2 separate regions of the Homo sapiens genome follow, and region 2 is linked to region 1. A link is a loop called in an ENCODE intact Hi-C map of the cell type or tissue named here. Cell type or tissue: psoas muscle. All regions are shown on one strand. Each heading gives the region's core, and the rest is flanking DNA. Links, peaks and the distances in the headings are about the cores only.

Region 1 (8,350 bases), core at 351-8,350:
AAGAGAGGAGAGATCCAAGAATCAACACTCCTCCTGCTGCTCCATCCATCACTGCCCCTCACCTTCTGTGAAGGGCCCCAACACAAGCCCTGCTTCATACCCTCTTCAATCAGGACTCAAGTCACAGAAAGGTTACCTGATTCTTTTATTTAAGAAAAGTGAAATACATGGACCTGAAGTGAGACAGCAGAGGGAGGGAGTAAGAGCGGCCAGGGCAAGGCAGCTTGGCTGGCCAGCCCCCAACCCTCTGACTGAAAAGCCAGCAGCAGGCTGCATCTCTGAGGGCCATACCTGCTTTGTACCCACCTTGGGGCCTCAGAGCTAGCTACTCTAGAGGACCACAGGGTGCAGAGAGGGTGTCCTGAGGGTCCTTCCTAAGAGGGATTCCTGAGGAGGGAGCTGAGACCCTAAGGGCAGCAGCAATCTTCTGGTTAAACTGCTCCCCTTCACTGTCCCACCTAGGGGTGGGGAAGAGCCAGGAGCAATGGGGAATGCTGTGAGGGCTGTGGGGGTGGGGGGACCCAGCAGACCTGGGGGCCGGGTTGAATGTCAGCTGCTTGAAGAGAGGTCCATGGTGCTGGCACTGAGGCCCCGGGAGACCTGAAACAGACAACACTACCCCATCAGCTCAGGGACCTCGGCCTCCCAAAGACTGGCTCCTAGAGTCCATCCATCCCATGGTCACAGTGTATCTCTGGACCTAGGATCACATCTGTCTCTGGACCAGTCTATCTCTGGACCTGGGACTTTGTTTAGCCTCTGCTAGGGTTTTCCAGAAGGCCACAATCTGGTGGAGAAGCTACCTGGAAGAACCACATGAATACTGGCATATACTTGTGTGTTGATACAAGAAGTCATTTGCCATTAAAATATCACTAGTGTTTTCTCAGATGGGGATTATTTAATACTTTTCTTTTTCCATTCTCATCTACTACTAAGGCGGCTGCAGGATGAAAAAATAATTCGTATCTCCAAATAATTCTTAAATTATTCATAATTCCAAAGTACCAGTTTACAGAATATTCCTATTTCCCTCCTTATTAACTTATTTGCTACTATGTCTGGCCTGAAACTGTCCCTTGGTGGTCAGCACTCACCACAAGCTATCTGCCTGATTCCTTAATGACTGCAATCCCCTGGCTCATCTTCATCCCAGATGACTCCTCTCCCTTCCCTCTTCCCTTACTCCACTGGGCTTGCTCACTGGCTGTCCTTTTTTCCTCACCCACCAATATGCTCACAAGCACTGCTCTCACCTGGAGGGGTGCTGCACTAGGTTGGTTCAGATAGTTCAAGGAGGCTGCTCGCTTCATGTTGCTGCTACAATGGAAAACGGAAGAATTGAGGCCTCCTCTCTTCCTCCTGAGTGGCCTTAAGGCTGTGGGCCTCTTGAGCACTGCCACACTGGGGCACCCATTCTACCCAAACTCTCTCTCCATGGCTGGCCCGTTGACTTCCTCCCTGTTTCTCTCCGAGATACTTCTCCAGAGATCAGGAGCCAAGAGGAGTTGGAGGCAAGGGCTTACTTTACTTGCCTGCTTTACCATATCTTTTTTTTTTTTCTTTTTTTTTTTGAGACGGAGTCTCGCTGTTGTCGCCTGGGCTGGAGTGCAATGGCATGATCTTGGCTCCCTGCAACCTCTGCCTCCTGGGTTCCAGCAATTCTCCTGCCTCAGCCTCCCAAGTAGCTGAGATTACAGGCACCTGCCACCACACCCGACTAATTTTTGTATTTTTAGGAGAGAGTTTCACCTTGTTGGCCAGGCTGGTCTCAAACTCCTGACCTCAGGTGATCCACCCGCCTCGGCCTCCCAAAGTGCTGGGATTACAGGCGTGAGCCACTGCACCCGGCCACTTTACTGTATCTTGACTTCCATGTATACCTGGAGGGCCGAGGCTCAGTCCCCTGGAGCTTCCTCACCAAGAGTTCACTGCTTCTGCGGAGCACATCCCGGATCTTGCCAAGAGAGCCACTCCTCTGCAGGGTCCCACTGCCATCCTGGCAGAAAGGAGTGAGCAATGAAAGCTACAAGGATCCCACACAGATGGGTTTCTGAGTCTACTCCTAGCATTTATTCTGCACACATCCCCCACCCCCAAGGCCCAGTGACTGGAAATAAAAGTCCTGTCAAAAACTGGCTCCCAGAGATACCCCTGAAGGAATACACTACCTAGACTGGGACAGCATGGCCAAGAGCCTCTCACCACCACCAGCAGGAGTGGGCAGGAGAGATGAAAAGGCAATGATCAGACTTACCCCGGACCACTCCACAGCCACAGAAGCATCTTCACCTCCCTCGAATTTCACACTGTCTCCAGGGCCCTCCTGGGAGGTCCTTCTACCATCACTCTCCCCAAGCAGCTCTGCCACCTTCGTCTGGCTGATAGGGTCAGTGCCCTGGAAGGAAAAGGAAGGACCTGGGACTTCCTACTCCTTAACTCCTCAGGATGGGGCTTTCAAATTTTTTTCACCATCAGCCACTGGAAGGAAAACATTTTTCCTTGTGATGTCTCAGTTTATACCTACTGGAATAATACTTACCTTTTCTATTTGCAATGCATTGCTATATATAGATCTGTATATATTTTTATCCCCATGGCCCATACTGAATTGATTTCACAACCTACTATTGAGACCCACAATCTAAGAAATTCTTGATTTAGGCTCTCCCCAACCTCACTCCTCTCACCCATACCACCCAGGTCCCCTCCTTATGAAAGGGCAGGGTTTCTCCTTCATATCCCCATTTAGTGAATCTTGAAACTAGAGTCCTGACCACAAAATGCAGGTGGGGGGTAAGAACATGCTTAAAAACAACCACAATCACAACACTGCCTCACTTTCCTCTCCCTCCTGGCTTCATCAGCCTTTCCGCTTATTCTTAGGAGACTCCCAAGAAACCTCGGCACTCTCTCATCCCCAGGGCCCTTCCCTCTAGGACCTCCTTCCCCTCTGGGCTTCTGACCTGTCTCCGGGACCGCAGGGCACATTCCTCCAGGGTCTCAGCAGCCTCCAGCTTTCCCTGGCGCCTATACAGAGCTCCCAGGTTTCTCAGAGTAGTGTTCACTGTGGGGCTGTGGTGAGAAAGAGACCAGAGAAGGAAGAGAGAATGAGTTCAGAAAACAAAACATTTGTCTTCCAAGCAAGACAAGAGGAAAAAAAATAAGAAAATAGGAGAGGGAACAGAGCTAAAGCTGAGGGAAAGTCTACGGGAGGAAGGGAAAAGGTCTGGGAGGCTGGGAGCAGGGACTGGATGGAGGGCATCGGAGGCCAAGCTGGCTTTTCACTGTCAGCTCACCTGCTCACTTTGCAGGCCTTGTACCAGCCTCCATACTCAGCATAGGGTGTCCCACCCTCATGGTGCCGGCTCTGCAGGACAGAGAGAGGCCAGAAAGAAGGGCAGGGAGAGCCAAATATAAGAATACAGAGATGCTGAGATGCAAGGTGGCATGGGGCTAGGGTGCAGGCTGGGCTGGGGAGGACACCATGCATCTGGGGCTGGTGCTGGGATGGGAAGTGAGAGTTGGGCTAATGCAAGGAGTAAGACAGAGACCCCGGTAGCCTTGAGCTCCCCAGGCTGGCCCCCCTTCCCCCCACTCACTTTGCTCATTTCCTCCCGCTCCTCTGCATGCATCCAGATGGGCTTGTGGTCATCTAGGGGTGATACATGGGGTGGGGAGGTTAGAGATGGGAGCTAGACAGTGTCGGAGAGCCAGGACCCAGAGGCTGACAGGCTGGACTGAAGGGGTCTGGCTCCCCCTGGGAACCGCTGTGGCCTAACCCCCGACCTTTGGTCTGAATTTCTTTTCTTCCCCACAGCCCCTTCCCCAGGCCCTCACCACTCACCATCCACAGACCCAAACTCCTGTACATGGGCACGGGTCAGGATCTCTTTGTATAGTGTCTCAGCCTCAGCATATTTGCCCTGTTTCAGGTAACAGGAAGCCTGGAGGACAGAAAGGCAAAAATACAGGAACAAAACATGGAGGGAGGCAAGGTCTTTTTTTTTTTTTTTTTTTTAGACAAGGTCTTCACCAGGCTCAGGGAGTTCCACTTCTCAGTGTCTCTCTCACTTTCCCCAGAGATCTTTCTCACACCTCCTTCTCCAGGTGTAGGGTCAAGGGTATTCCCAGCCCACTCCCAAGAAGCTGTGGAACTTCTATAACTGGAATGAAGCAGATCCTTCATCCGCAAAGGCAGCCCCAGACATGAGCACAAAGTTGATGAGAGCAGTGTGCCAGACTGTGATGCTTCCTGACTCTAGGACCCAAGTGGCCTCTCCGCCTGCCCCCCCTCCCCCCACCTCTGTGCCCCCCTCTCCGTTTCTTCCACCTACTTTGTCCCTCCTCCCATACCAGGTTGTTCTTGGTCCGGGCTACATTAGGGTTGTCCGGCCCCAGCTGCCCCTCGTAGATGGCCAGTGCTCGCTGGTAGTAGCGTTCCACGGCCTCATACTTGCCCTGGTTTTGGCACAAGAGGGCCAGGTTGTTCAGCTGTTTTGCCACATCTGGATGATTCGTGCCCAGGACCTGAAAGGGAACAAAGGAGTGGATAAATGGCTATGATAACATGTGTGTGCACAAGCACACGTGTGTTTGCATGTAGGCACACACATGTGGAAAGCAGAGGAAAGGGAATGAAGGAAGAGAGAACAAAGCAGAGATGGGGGTGAGAAAAAAAAAGTGAAGGAGGAGGGTTAGACCAGAGGAGCCATGTAGAGAAGGGTCACAGCGACAAGAGAAGAAGGGAGAGAGGGCATGGGTACCTTTTCTCGAATCTCCAGTGCCCGCTGGCACAGAGGCTCTGCCTCCTTGTACTTGCCCCTTTTGCCATAGAGCACAGCCAAATTGTTGAGTGTGGCAGCCACCTATGAAGACAGGCCTGTCCCCATCAGACATTTGGGTTGCAAAAGACCTATGGGAATCTGAGGTTCCCCACCTCCCAGCAGGGCCCAACACTCACTGCACAACTCTAAGAGACAAAGTCTACTACCCTGGAGCCAGGGGCTGAAGGGAGGGGAAATTGCTGAACAGGATGGCTCTGAGGCTAAGGGACAGTATCGCCCTCTAGGGGATTTTAAGAAATTTCTGGAGGTGTTTTTTTTCTTTCTTTTTTTTTTTTTTTTGTTGTTGTTGTTGTCACCATGAAGATTACCTTTGAGGAGGCAAGAACGCTATAGATGTTCTGCATGTGTGGGACAGCTCTGCCAATTTTTTAATGTCCTGCCAGACATCCAAACGCTAAATGTAAACATTGATATTTGATGGGATATCAAGACAGGAGTATGATTTCTGAGATACATCATCCCTGCCTATCATATGTCATACCATAGGGAATTATTTTCACACAGATCACATTCAAAAATAGCTTTTTGGCTGGACGCAGTGGCTCACGCCTGTAATCCCAGCACTTTGGGAGGCCGAGGTGGGCGGATCACCTGAGGTCAGGAGTTCGAGACCAGCCTGACCAACATGGAGAAACCCCGTCTCTACTAAAAGTACAAAATTAGCCAGGCGTAGTGGCATGTCTGTAATCCCAGCTACTCGGGAGGCTGAGGCAGGAGAATTGCTTGAACCCGGGAGGTGGAGGTTGTAGTGAGCCAAGATCGTGCCATGTTGCACTCTAGCCTGGCAACAAGAGTGAAACTCTATCTCAACAAAAAATAAATAACTTTTCAGCTGGGTGTGGTGGCTCACACCTGTAATCCCAGCAGTTTGGAAGGCTGAGGTAGGTGGATCACTTGAGGTCAGGAGTTCAAGACCAGCCTGACCAACATGGTGAAAACCCATCTCTACTAAAAATACAAAAATTAGCCTGGCGTGGTAGCACGTACCTGTAATCCCAGCTACTTGGGAGGCTGAGGCAGGAGGATCACTTGAGCCTGGGAGGCAGAGATTACAGTGAACCCAGATTGTACCACTGCACTATAGGCTGGGTGACACTGCGAAACTCCATCTCAAAAAACAAAACAAAACAAAACAAAACAAACAAACTTTTCATTTTTCATTTTCTGTACATTGACAACTCTATCATTTGCCTTGGCGTGATATCTCTACTTAAGGTTGTTTCTCTCTTTCCTTTTATTTATATTTATTTATTTATTTATTTATTTTAAGATGAAGTCTCACCCCATCACCCAGGTTGAAGTGCAATGGTGCGATCTTGGCTCACTGCAACCTCAGCCTCCTGGGTTCAAGCAATTCTCCTGTCTCAGCCTCCCGAGTACCTGGGACTACAGGTGCATGCCACCACAACTGGCTAATTTTTGTATTATTAGTAGAGACAGGGTTTCACCTTGTTGGTCAGGCTGGTCTCAAACTCCTGACCTCAGGTGATCCGACCACCTCGGCCTCCCAAAGTGCTGAAATTACAGGAGTGAGCCACAGCGCTGGGCCGCTTCTTATTTTGTTGAGACAGAGTCTTGCTCTGTTGCCCAGGCTGGAGTGCAGTGGTGCGATCTCGGCTCGCTGCAACCACCAACCCCCGGATTCAAATGATTCTCCTGCCTCAGTCTCCAAATAGTTGGGATTACAGGCATATGCCACCATGCCTGGCTAATTTTATATTTTTTTTTTAGTAGAGACGGGGTTTTACCATGTTGGCCAGGATGGTCTCAAACTCCTGACCTCAGGTGATCGACCTGCCTTGGCCTCCCAAAGTGGTGGGATTACAGGCGTGAGCCACCAAGCCCAGTCTCTTCCTCTTATACACAAATAAATCTGGTCTGTCATTTATTTTCTTTTTTTTTGAGACAGAGTTTTGCTCTTGCTGCCCAGGCTGGAGTGTAGAGGCGCGATCTCACCTCACTGCAACCTCCACCTTCTGGTTTCGAGTGATTCTCCTGCCTCAGCCTCCTGAGTAGCTGGGATTACAAGTGCCCCCCACCACGCCCGGCTAATTTTTGTATTTTTAGTAGAGACGGGGTTTCACCATGTTGGCCAGGATGGTCTTGAACTCCTGACCTCGTGATTTGCCCACCTTGGCCTCCCAAAGTGCTGGGATTACAGGCATGAGCCACTGTGCCCGACCCTTGTGATTTCTTATAATACTGTACTTTAATAAAGTGTCCACCTATATTTTCTTTTTTTTTTTTTTTTTTTTTTTTTTTTGAGACGGAGTCTCGCTCTGTCGCCCAGGCTGGAGTGCAGTGGCGGGATCTCGGCTCACTGCAAGCTCCGCCTCCCGGGTTCACGCCATTCTCCTGCCTCAGCCTCCCAAGCAGCTGGGACTACAGGCGCCCGCCACTACGCCCGGCTAATTTTTTGTATTTTTAGTAGAGACGGGGTTTCACCGTTTTAGCCAGGATGGTCTCGATCTCCTGACCTCGTGATCCGCCCGCCTCGGCCTCCCAAAGTGCTGGGATTACAGGCGTGAGCCACCGCGCCCGGCCTGTCCACCTATATTTTCATTTTTTTTTTTTTTTTTTGAGACGGAGTCTCGCTCTGTCACCCTGGCTGGAGTGCAATGGCACGATCTCAGCTCACTGCAAGCTCCGCCTCCCGGGTTCACGCCATTCTCCTGCCTTAGCCTCCCGAGTAGCTAGGACTACAGGCGCCCGCCACCACGCCCGGCATTTTTTGTATTTTTTTTAGTAGAGATGGGGTTTCACCATGTTAGCCAGGATGGTCTCGATCTCCTGACCTCGTGATCCACCCTCCTCAGCCTCCCAAAGTGCTGGGATTAGTGCTGGGATTACACTCGTGAGCCACTGTGCCCAGGCCACTTTGCTATTTCTTTTAACAAAGTTGTACTCAATACAACTACTGTTGTTTTGTATTTTTACCTTATTATATTACATTGTATATATTGTCCTTACAAATTACTTTTCTTGTTTTTCTTTTATATTTATTAGAGTAGCATATTAAGTTTTGTAGAAATCATATGTGGATTTACCTATGACTTATCTATTAATTAAATTCAAGCAAAATATTTGTTATAAAAAGGAGTCACTGAGTCTCAGAGAATTGAGAATCATTAGGATCACTGGACAGTGCCTGGAAGAAAGGACTTCTTATGCCTCCTTCCTCAGCACCCTTAGTGAGTGGACTGAGGGCAGCAGATGGATGAGCTAAGAGAGGCCAAAACAGCAATGGTGGGGGGTGCGGGGCGTGGGGTGGGGAGGGCAAGGAATACTGACAGCAGGATGGTCAGGTCCCAAGGTGCTCTCCCGGATGCTAAGGGCATCATTCAGCAGGTGGGCAGCTTCCTTATACTTATTCTGGTCACTGGAAGAAGACAAAAGTGACAGGAGTTACCCTGAACCCGCAAGCCTTCTCCTTCCCTCCTTCCCTTTGGAAGGACTGAGTACATTTAAGGATTGGAGACCTCCATGAGGAGACAGGAAGCCTG
Region 2 (8,636 bases), core at 409-8,408, 50 kb before region 1:
TGGGATAGAGGGGAAGGGGCCCTGAGCTTGCAGGAACCACAGACCACCTGCCACAGAAACCCAAGCTGGGAGAAGAGACAGCGTGACTCAGAGAGACCCCAGCTCAGCCTCGGCCACCCCCAGCTCAGCCTCCAGCACCCACTCCTGGGGCTGGGACTGGACTGCTCCATAGCTGTGGTGAGAGATGCTGCATTCCCAGACTGCCACTCAGAGCCCCCTGTGCCCCAACGACTGGGCCTGGGAAACATCAAAGCTGGCCCCGAGGGGGCCTCTGTCCTGACGTCAGCTCACAGAAGGTCCTGGTTAGTGCTTGGCTGGGACAGACTTTAGATGTTTCTTTTTTCTTTTTTTTGTTTTTTGAGACAGAGTTTTCGTTCTTGTTGCCCAGGCTGGAATGCAATGGCACAATCTCAGCTCACGGCAACCTCCGCTTCCCGGGATCAAGCGATTCTCCTGTCTCAGCCTCCCAACTAGCTGGAATTACTGGCATGAGCTACCACGCCCAGCTAATTTTGTATTTTTAGTAGAGACTGAGTTTCTCCATGTTGGTCAGGCTGGTCTCGAACTCCCAACCTCAGGTGATCCACCCGCCTCGGCCTCCCAAAGTGCTGGGATTACAGGCGTGAGCCACCCCGCCCAGCAGATGTTTCAAAAGGCAGAGAATGCAGCTCCCAGGTCTGCTCCAAGCCCCCAGCCCCTGCTATACGCACCTCAACCATGAGGCTCTTTATTCAGGTTGGCCCAGTGCTGCGGCACCCATGTTTGCTCAGAAGACAGTCTGTGGTGTGCCCAGCCTGGCCATCTGCCCAGCTTGCAGCGGGGGACGTTGGCCTGTTGTTTGTTGTTGGGCTATTTTTGAGATAGGGTCTCACTCTGTTGCCCAGGCTGGAGTACAGTGGTGCCATCACGGCTCACTGCAGCCTTGACCTCCAGGGCTCAAGTGATCCTCCCACCTCGGCCTCCTAGGTAGCTGGGACCTCAAGCATGTGCCACCATGCCCAGCTAGTTTTTTATAGAGACAGGGTTTTGCCATGTTGCCCAGGCTGGTCTTGAAATCCTTAGCTCAAGCGATCCTCCCACCTCGGCTTCCAAACTGCTGGGATTATAGGCATGAGCCACTGTGCCTGGCTTTGGTCCGCTGTTTTGTTTTGGGGAAGCAGACAAAGGAGACCTGGCAGAAAGGTCAGACTCCAAGAAAGGAGCTGGGAAGTAAGGGACTCTACTTTTGCTTTGTCAGAAGCTTTGCTGATAACAAGAAATGGAGGACAGCAATGACAGAGAAGAAGGCAGGCGGTTCGGGATTGAGGTGGTACCTGCCTCAAGGTGATGTAGTCACCAGCACATTCCTGTCCCCGCCCCCTGACTTGAGTATGCCCCCAGGACTGTGGTCTGGGAAAGGTCCTGGGCTTCCCGAGGCTGCCTCCTCTTTTGCCACCGGGCCATGCCATGCAACCCCCTCCACTGCACACAAGCCCCCATGGAGATGCAGGCCACGTGACCCCGGAGGCAGCCAGCTCCATGTGCAGCTTTGCTGCTGCCAAACAGCCCTGCCTCCGCTGCTCCCTAGTGACGCTACCTTAGTGTGGCCTCTGCACCCTTCTTTGCCGTGAAATGGGGACAGCGGCCACCACCCCACCTGAGTAAGGGCTAACGGGTTCACATTCACAAAGCCCACACACGGCACAAAACGCAGAGGGTGCTGCTTCCCCGGTATGAGCCTGCCGTACCGGGCTCAGCAGGCAAGAAGCCCTCAGCAACAACAGGCAGACAGGGCCATCTGCCCACACCAGGCGCCGACCCCAACAAAGCCGGAGCTGCAAACACCCAATAAGGACATTTTCCAAGCCATTTCCTTGGCTCCCTAACAGCCATCTATATGCAGACACTCACTCTGCCTGCGTCTCCCGTGCCTGCCCTCCACCCCCACCCCCGCCAGCATCTGGTCTGGTGCCCACCCTCCGTGTTGCTCTCTGGGCTCAGGCCCAGCCAGCCCATGTGTGCATATGTGTGCGTGTATACACACACATATGTGTAAACACAATTGTTACAGAGAGCAGGGAGCAGCAGGAAGTTTTTCCTAGGCACTCCCACTCTAAGTAATTTTGGCTGCTTCAATCCAAGGATCCATCTGGGCCACTCAACTACCCATCTCTCAGGAGCTAGAACTCCTGGTTTAGGAAAAACACCCCCAGGACCTATATAGGCCTCAGAATCTGCCACACATCACTGTTTGATTCTATCAATCAACTTCTCTCTCTCATTAAAGAAAATTCCATCCGGCCAGGCGCAGTGACTCACGCCTGTAATCCCAGCACTTTGGGAGGCCAAGGCGGGCGGATCACAAGATCAGGAGTTTGAGACCAGCTTGGCCAACATGGTAAAAGAAAACGCCATCCGTCAGATGTCTCAGGACCAGGCTGAGATAGAAAGACCCTGGCTGAGTGGGGAGCTTGATGCTACCGGCCCAGAAGTCCTCCAGGAGTGTGCTCCACAGAGGCATGGGGATTTTGCATGGTGGAGCATGACTGTGTGAATAATTGCAGGATCTCCCACACCCCAAGTCAATCAGCCACACATATGTGTCTGACACTTCCACACCAGCACCACACTAAAGACTCAGTCCTTTGGCCGGGTGCGGTGGCTCATGCCTGTAATCCCAACACTTTGGGAGTCCAAGGCAGGTAGACCACTCAAGGTCAGGAGTTCGAGACCAGCCTGGCCAACATGATGAAACCCCATATCTACTAAAAATACAAAAATTAGCTGGGCATGGTGGCGCGTGCCTATAATCCCAGCTACTTGGGCGGCCGAGACAGGAGAATCGCTTGAACCAGGGAGACAGAGGTTGCAGTGAGCCGAGATCATGCCACTGCACTCCAGCCTGGGTGACAGAGCAAGATCCATCTCAAAAAAAAAAAAAAAAAAAGATTCAGTCCCCGGCTCCACGGCCTGGGTCCCTGTAGGGAATATCCCGAATGCCAGATGGCCCCTAGAGTCCAGGTCAAGGTGGGTGGCTCCTGTAGGGCATACATAGACCCCCAAGGGAGAGGTTTGCCAGCTTCCCAGTGTAGGGAGACAGCGCCAGGCCACAGGCCAGGAGAAGCAGCCCTCAACCTGAGAAGCATAAATGTTCCAGGGGAGGAGCAGCCCCGGGGCTCCCTGACCCACAGAGGACAAACTTCCTCTCAAGTCCCCACCACTTGGAAACTCTGAAGGCCAAGCCAGAGGGCCCAGGGTGCCTCCCCAACCCCTGAATAGCCTACCTAATCCTCCCCCAGGGCCCAGTGCACTGTACTGCAGACCTCATACCTTAAAGATCTGACTGATAACTCTGGACTGCTCTTGAGCCACCCCAAATGTGTGTGGCCCAGAGACATTTTTTTTCTTTTTGAAATAGGGTCTCATTCTGTCGCCCCACACTGAAGTGCAGTGATGCAAGCACGGCTCACTGCAGCCTCAACCTCCGAGGCCCAAGCAATTCTCCCACCTCAGCCTCCTGAGTAGCTGGGGCCACAGGCACGTGCCTGCATGCCCAGCTAATTTTCAAATTGTTTTTGTAGAATTGGGGTCCCCCTAGGTTGCCCAGGCTGGTACTGAACTTCTGGGCTGAAGTGATCCTCCTGCCTCAGCCTCCCAAAGTGCTAGGATTACAGGCATGAGCCACCATGCCTGGCCACATTTGTAACGTTTTGAAGAACAGTCTCAATCACTACAGGAATAACTCATTTGAGTGAACAGTAAGTCCAGTCATCTCCCTTTTACCCAGGTTGGCAGAAACACAAAATGCTGCAGGGCTATTTGTGACTCTGAGGATTTAGAATGTCTCCCCCGACTACCACCAGTACACTGTATGTGGTTTCAGTGCAAGCAACCCAGACTGTCTGATGGTGAGCCCAGAGCATAAGGGTTCAGAAGTCACTGAAGATGGACAAGCTGACTCCAAGACCCAGTGAGCTGCAGAGCACAAAATTCTGCTCCCCTTCTGTCTTCCCAGGGTCTACAAAAGGTCCCAGGTTCACCAACAGGAGCCCTCCAAAATCCATCCCAGACCTTGCCCTAAGCAGAGCAAGAGGGAGCAGAGCCAGGGACCCTGCTGAGTTTTCCTATCCTGGGACTTAATATCAGTATCTGGAGAGGTTCCCACATCCAGATTAGAGAAACAGAACAGGATCACCAAGGACTGGGGCAGAAACAATTTAGCAGGCCAGCTCTTACATCTCCGGTGAAAACCGAAACTCAGACTTGCCTGTCCCACTCCCAGGAGGCCCTGGAGGGGGCAGATTAACCTCTAATGGCAGGAGTAAGGCCTTGGGTCCGGCATCACATGGTATCCAAGCATGGAGAGACAAGAATGCCAGCCAGCTGAGTCAGGCACAGCGCCTGTAATCCCAGCAACTTGGGAGGATGAGGCAAGAGGATCCCTTGAGGCCAGGAGTTCCGCCTGAGCAACATAGTCAAAAAAAAAAAAAAAAAAAACAGAAACATGGCACATGACGTAAGGTGCTCCCCAGCCAGGGGTCACCATCAGAACCTGGACCCCGCCCATCTTCTTCTGGGGCTGGAAGGGCTATACCCAGTACATGCCTCTTGCCCTTAGTGACCCTTTATTGGCTGTGGAGTCTCTTAGGAAGTAGCAATGAATGAAAAATGCAGCTGGAGTGAGGTGGTGTGATGAGATGGAAGGAACATAAGTTAGGGAAACCTGGGTTCTGGTTTGATACAGTCACTAATGAGGGTGACCCTGGTCAATCGCCACCTCCTCCCAGGCAGTCCTATCTGTAAAATTACAGAAATGACAGCATGCAACTGAACAGTCACCAAGACCTAACATTGGACTGGCTGCAATGAATCACAGAGGTAGTTACAGAAACGGGGGCCCATTCCCCAGAATCTCCCCCACTCACCATCCGCACAGCCAATCCTCAGAGCCCACTTAGTAAATGCAGCACCAGGCCTGGGAGGGATTAAGAGTGACCTAACAAACAGCAGGTGTGTGGGGTCTGAGGCAGCTGGGGGCTGCAAACAGGGATCCAGCATCATTCTGATGAGCTGCTCTGTTCCTCGGCGCAGCCCCGTGCAGCCTCCCCGGGAGACCTGCCTCTGCCATCTCCTGCCTTGGCCACACACTTGCACTGAAATCTCATTGCCTGGGATACCCCATCACTCTTGCCTCTGCTGTGACTGAGAGCTTTATCCCCCAAGCTAGTAAGCTGGAGGGAAGGGCAGACATTTGTGCCCAGTGTGAGACATCTGTGCCCCCCTGGTGCCTGGGACACGCAGTAAATACCCTGAGAGCACGCGTGGGGGAATGAAGTCACTCAAGTGTCCATTTGACCTGAAATATTGTCCTACATCTACATTTATCCATCTTGGCCAACTTAATTTTCCTCTCTGAGTCTCAGTTTTCTCACTTGGAAGATGGTAGCCTTGAAACCAATTTTAGTAACGCTTTATCAGCCTACAGTCCCTCCCTATGATATTTAAATGAAATTCACATTAAGTATAGACACACAAAAGTCTGCCTATTTTTCAGGAAAGTTAAAAACCCCAGAAATTCTAAGGAACCGTGGAACCCAGGACTCAAAAGCTCTCGGACTAAGCAGACCCCTTCCAAAGGTGAATGCAGGAAGGAGGACCTGGAACAGAATTGCCAAGGGGAACCACAAGTTCTCAGCACTCTCCATGTCTGGGAACGGATCTGGCCCCAAATCCATTCTTGGCCCCAAGAGGAGAGGGACAGACAGCAGCCAGCTGTCTCCTGAAGACGCCAGTGAGGAGCCTGCAGAAATAATATACATCCCAGGGAAGGCAACAGGGCTGCTGGAACAGGAGACTGGGAAATATGCCACGAGCTCAGCCTCAGGAAGACCTCTGTGGTGCTCAGCCAGTGCTCCCAGTGATCCAAGAGGACAAGAAGTCCAGCCCCTGATCACCCAGGGAAGATGGGAAGAGATTTGCTGTGGGCTCAACAGCCATTCACTGGAGGGGTTCGGACCCAAAGTGCTTCCAGGTCTCTGACTCCCAGGGGTTCCAATGTGCAGGATCCTTCAGAGTCCACCATGGAGAACAGTGCCAGGGTGGAGCCTGGGAGCCAGCTTCCCATGGTCCTTCCCGCAGAAGCAGGGGGTGAACTAGACAGGCCAGGACCACTACCTTGGACTGGTTGTAGCCTTAGTTTAATGATTAATTTTCTAAACAGGCTCAGAAAACTCTGATAAATTCCAATTTACGAGCCTTTTTCACCCATCTCTGTCTCCCGCCTAGGAGACTAATAATCCAGGCTGAGAAGCACAGCCTGCAGACCTGGTCAGAGTGGCCACAGCAGTTCACCCCAAATTCCTGGTGGTGAGGAGGACGCCCTTTACACCCTGCCTGCACCCAACCCTGCCTCACCCACCCTACCCTTGGGGATAGGTGGCCTCAATCCCATACAATAAGGAAAATCTTCTCTGGCTTCTAAGAAGTTAAAATAGCCTGGTTGTGGTGGCTTATACCTGTAATCTCAACACTTTGGGAAGCCGAGGTAGAAGGATCACTTGAGCCCAGGAGTTTGAGACCAGCCTGGGCAACATAATGAAACCCCATCTCTACAAAAAATAAGCCAAATGTGGTGGCGCCCACCTGTCGTCCCAGCTACTTGGGAGGCTGAAGTGAGAGGATGGCTTGAACCCGGGAGGTGGAGGTTGCAGTGAGCCAAGATCACGTCACTGCAGCCTGGGTGACAGAGCAAGACCCTGTCTCAAAAAAAAAAAAATTATACACACACACACACACACACACACATACACACACATATATACATATATGTATATACGTATATATACAGACATATATACATATATACATATATATATATATATATATATATATATAGAGAGAGAGAGAGAGAGAGAGAGAGAGAGAGAGAGAGAGGTTAAAATATTCCTTAAACCTGCTCTGTCCAATATGACAGCCCTAGCGACATGAGGCTATTTAAATTTATTTATTTATTTATTTCAAGACAGAGTCTCACTCTGTCATCCAGGCTGGAGTGCAGTGGTGCAATCTCAGCTCACTGCAACCCCCGCCTCCTGAGTTCAAGCAATTCTGCCGCCTCAGCCCCCAAGTAGCTGGGATTACAGGTGCCCGCCACCACGCCCAGCTAATTTTTGTATTTTTAGTAGAGACGGGGTTTCACCATGTTGGCCAGACTGGTCTCGAACTCCTGACCTCAGGTGATCCACCCACCTCGGCCTCCCAAAGTACTGGGATTACAGGCATGAGCCAACGCGCCCGGCCTAAATTTAATTTAAATGAAGTAAAATTGAAAATTCATTTCCTCGGTCACACTAGCCACACTTCCAGTGCTCAGGGGCCATAGGTGGCTGGTGACCACTGTATTGAATCACAGAGAGAAACAGTTCCACCCTCAAAAAAAAAAAAAAAAAAAAGGCCCATCTGACCACCTGCTTCTGGCTGCCCTAGTTCCTCTGACTGCCCACTTCTTGCTAGATCCTGTGCACAGACACACTGCCTTTTTCTTCTTCTTCTTTTTTTAATCCATAGGATTCTGCCTGATAGAGGACACATTTCTTTTCTTTTCTTTCGTTTTTTTTTTTGGACAGAGTTTTGCTCTTTTGCCCAGGCTGGAGTGCAATGGCATGATCTCGGCTCACTGCAACCTCCACCTCCCAGGTTCAAGCATCTCTCCTGCCTCAGCCTCCTGAGTAGCTAGGATTACAGGCACCCGTCACCATGCCTGGCTAATTTTTTGTATTTTTAGTAGAGACAGGGTTTCACCATGTTGGCTGGTCTCGAACTCCTGATCTCAGGTGATCTGCCCACCTTGGCCTCCCAAAGTGCTCTGCCTCCTGCCTGGCGGACAGACTGGGACTGGCGTGAACCACCGCGCCCGACCTAGAGGACACATTTCTGATCCAGAGAACTCTCAACACCATCAGCCTCATTTTATAGACAAGGAAATCGGAGTCAAGGATGCCCCAGTAAATGGCAGGCTCAGGAGCTGCCCCTGGATCTGTCTGGCTCCCAAGTCTGCCTTCTTTCTGTGATGCCACACTGGCTGCTTCTCATTTCACTCATTAATTCCCTGTTACCCACATTCCCTCCACAACCAATCTATTGTGTTTCACATGAGTCCTTTTGTTTGCATGTGCTCTTGTAAAATGCAATTGGTGTTCCACGGGCAGGTATTTCTTACTCATGTGAACGGTCCTGCAAGATCTCTCACCTGCTTCCTACTCGTTGTTCATACTCAGCACTATGTTTTGAGGATCCTTCTCTGTGGCCTTCTCCTACATCCTGCTCTTCTCCCCAGTAGATTAATGTATTGGGCTTTTCTGGGGGAGAAGCAAATGAATGCTCTTTTAAACAGGTGGCGGAACAGAGCTGTCCATAGTTGAAGTCTACGGTGGGCATGGTGGCTCACGCCTGATTGTAATCCCAGCACTTTGGGAGGCCGAAGTGGGCAGATCACCTCAGTTCAGGAGCTTGAGACCAGCCTGGGCAACATGGTGAAACCCCGTCCCTATTAAAAATACAAAAATTAGCCAGGTGTACTGTCGGGCACCTATAATCCCAGCTACTCGGGAGGCTGAAGCACGAGAATCGCTTGAACCCAGGAGATGGAGGTTGCAGTG

What was found. Hi-C counts contacts between places; a loop is a spot of excess contacts. Peaks named below come from ENCODE experiments on the same cell type or tissue, not always from the same donor. Only the 100,000 strongest peaks of a DNase experiment are listed, where the experiment ranks them.
Region 2: it touches region 1 in a loop (2.3-fold over the local background); 45 of 110 quality-filtered maps call a loop at or near these places.

The regions. Positions count from the first base shown.
Region 1 is chr6:43,066,872-43,075,221 of GRCh38, reverse strand. KLC4 (kinesin light chain 4) reads right to left here. Exons shown (of 16, transcript NM_201521.3): 6 at 8,139-8,226; 7 at 4,767-4,868; 8 at 4,357-4,530; 9 at 3,848-3,947; 10 at 3,603-3,655; 11 at 3,300-3,370; 12 at 2,967-3,075; 13 at 2,258-2,398; 14 at 1,884-1,999; 15 at 1,257-1,320; 16 at 129-600. The coding sequence ends at 550. It overlaps KLC4-AS1 (KLC4 antisense RNA 1), which reads left to right. Exons shown (of 2, transcript XR_002956347.1): 2 at 1-889. Among named protein-coding and RNA genes, the nearest start is that of KLC4-AS1, 5.2 kb to the left of the region's middle. RefSeq lists enhancers at 3,540-4,040, 4,877-5,171 and a silencer at 4,877-5,171. In psoas muscle, for the core only: a CTCF peak has its summit at 5,055 (motif pointing left); no DNase peak of the experiment used is centred there; H3K27me3 peaks cover 79 bases.
Region 2 is chr6:43,116,897-43,125,532 of GRCh38, reverse strand. The region is part of intron 1 of PTK7 (protein tyrosine kinase 7 (inactive)); the gene reads right to left. Among named protein-coding and RNA genes, the nearest start is that of PTK7, 45 kb to the right of the region's middle. RefSeq lists enhancers at 4,511-5,430, 5,431-6,350. In psoas muscle, for the core only: no CTCF peak of the experiment used is centred there; a DNase peak (open chromatin) is centred at 4,372; H3K27ac peaks cover 615 bases.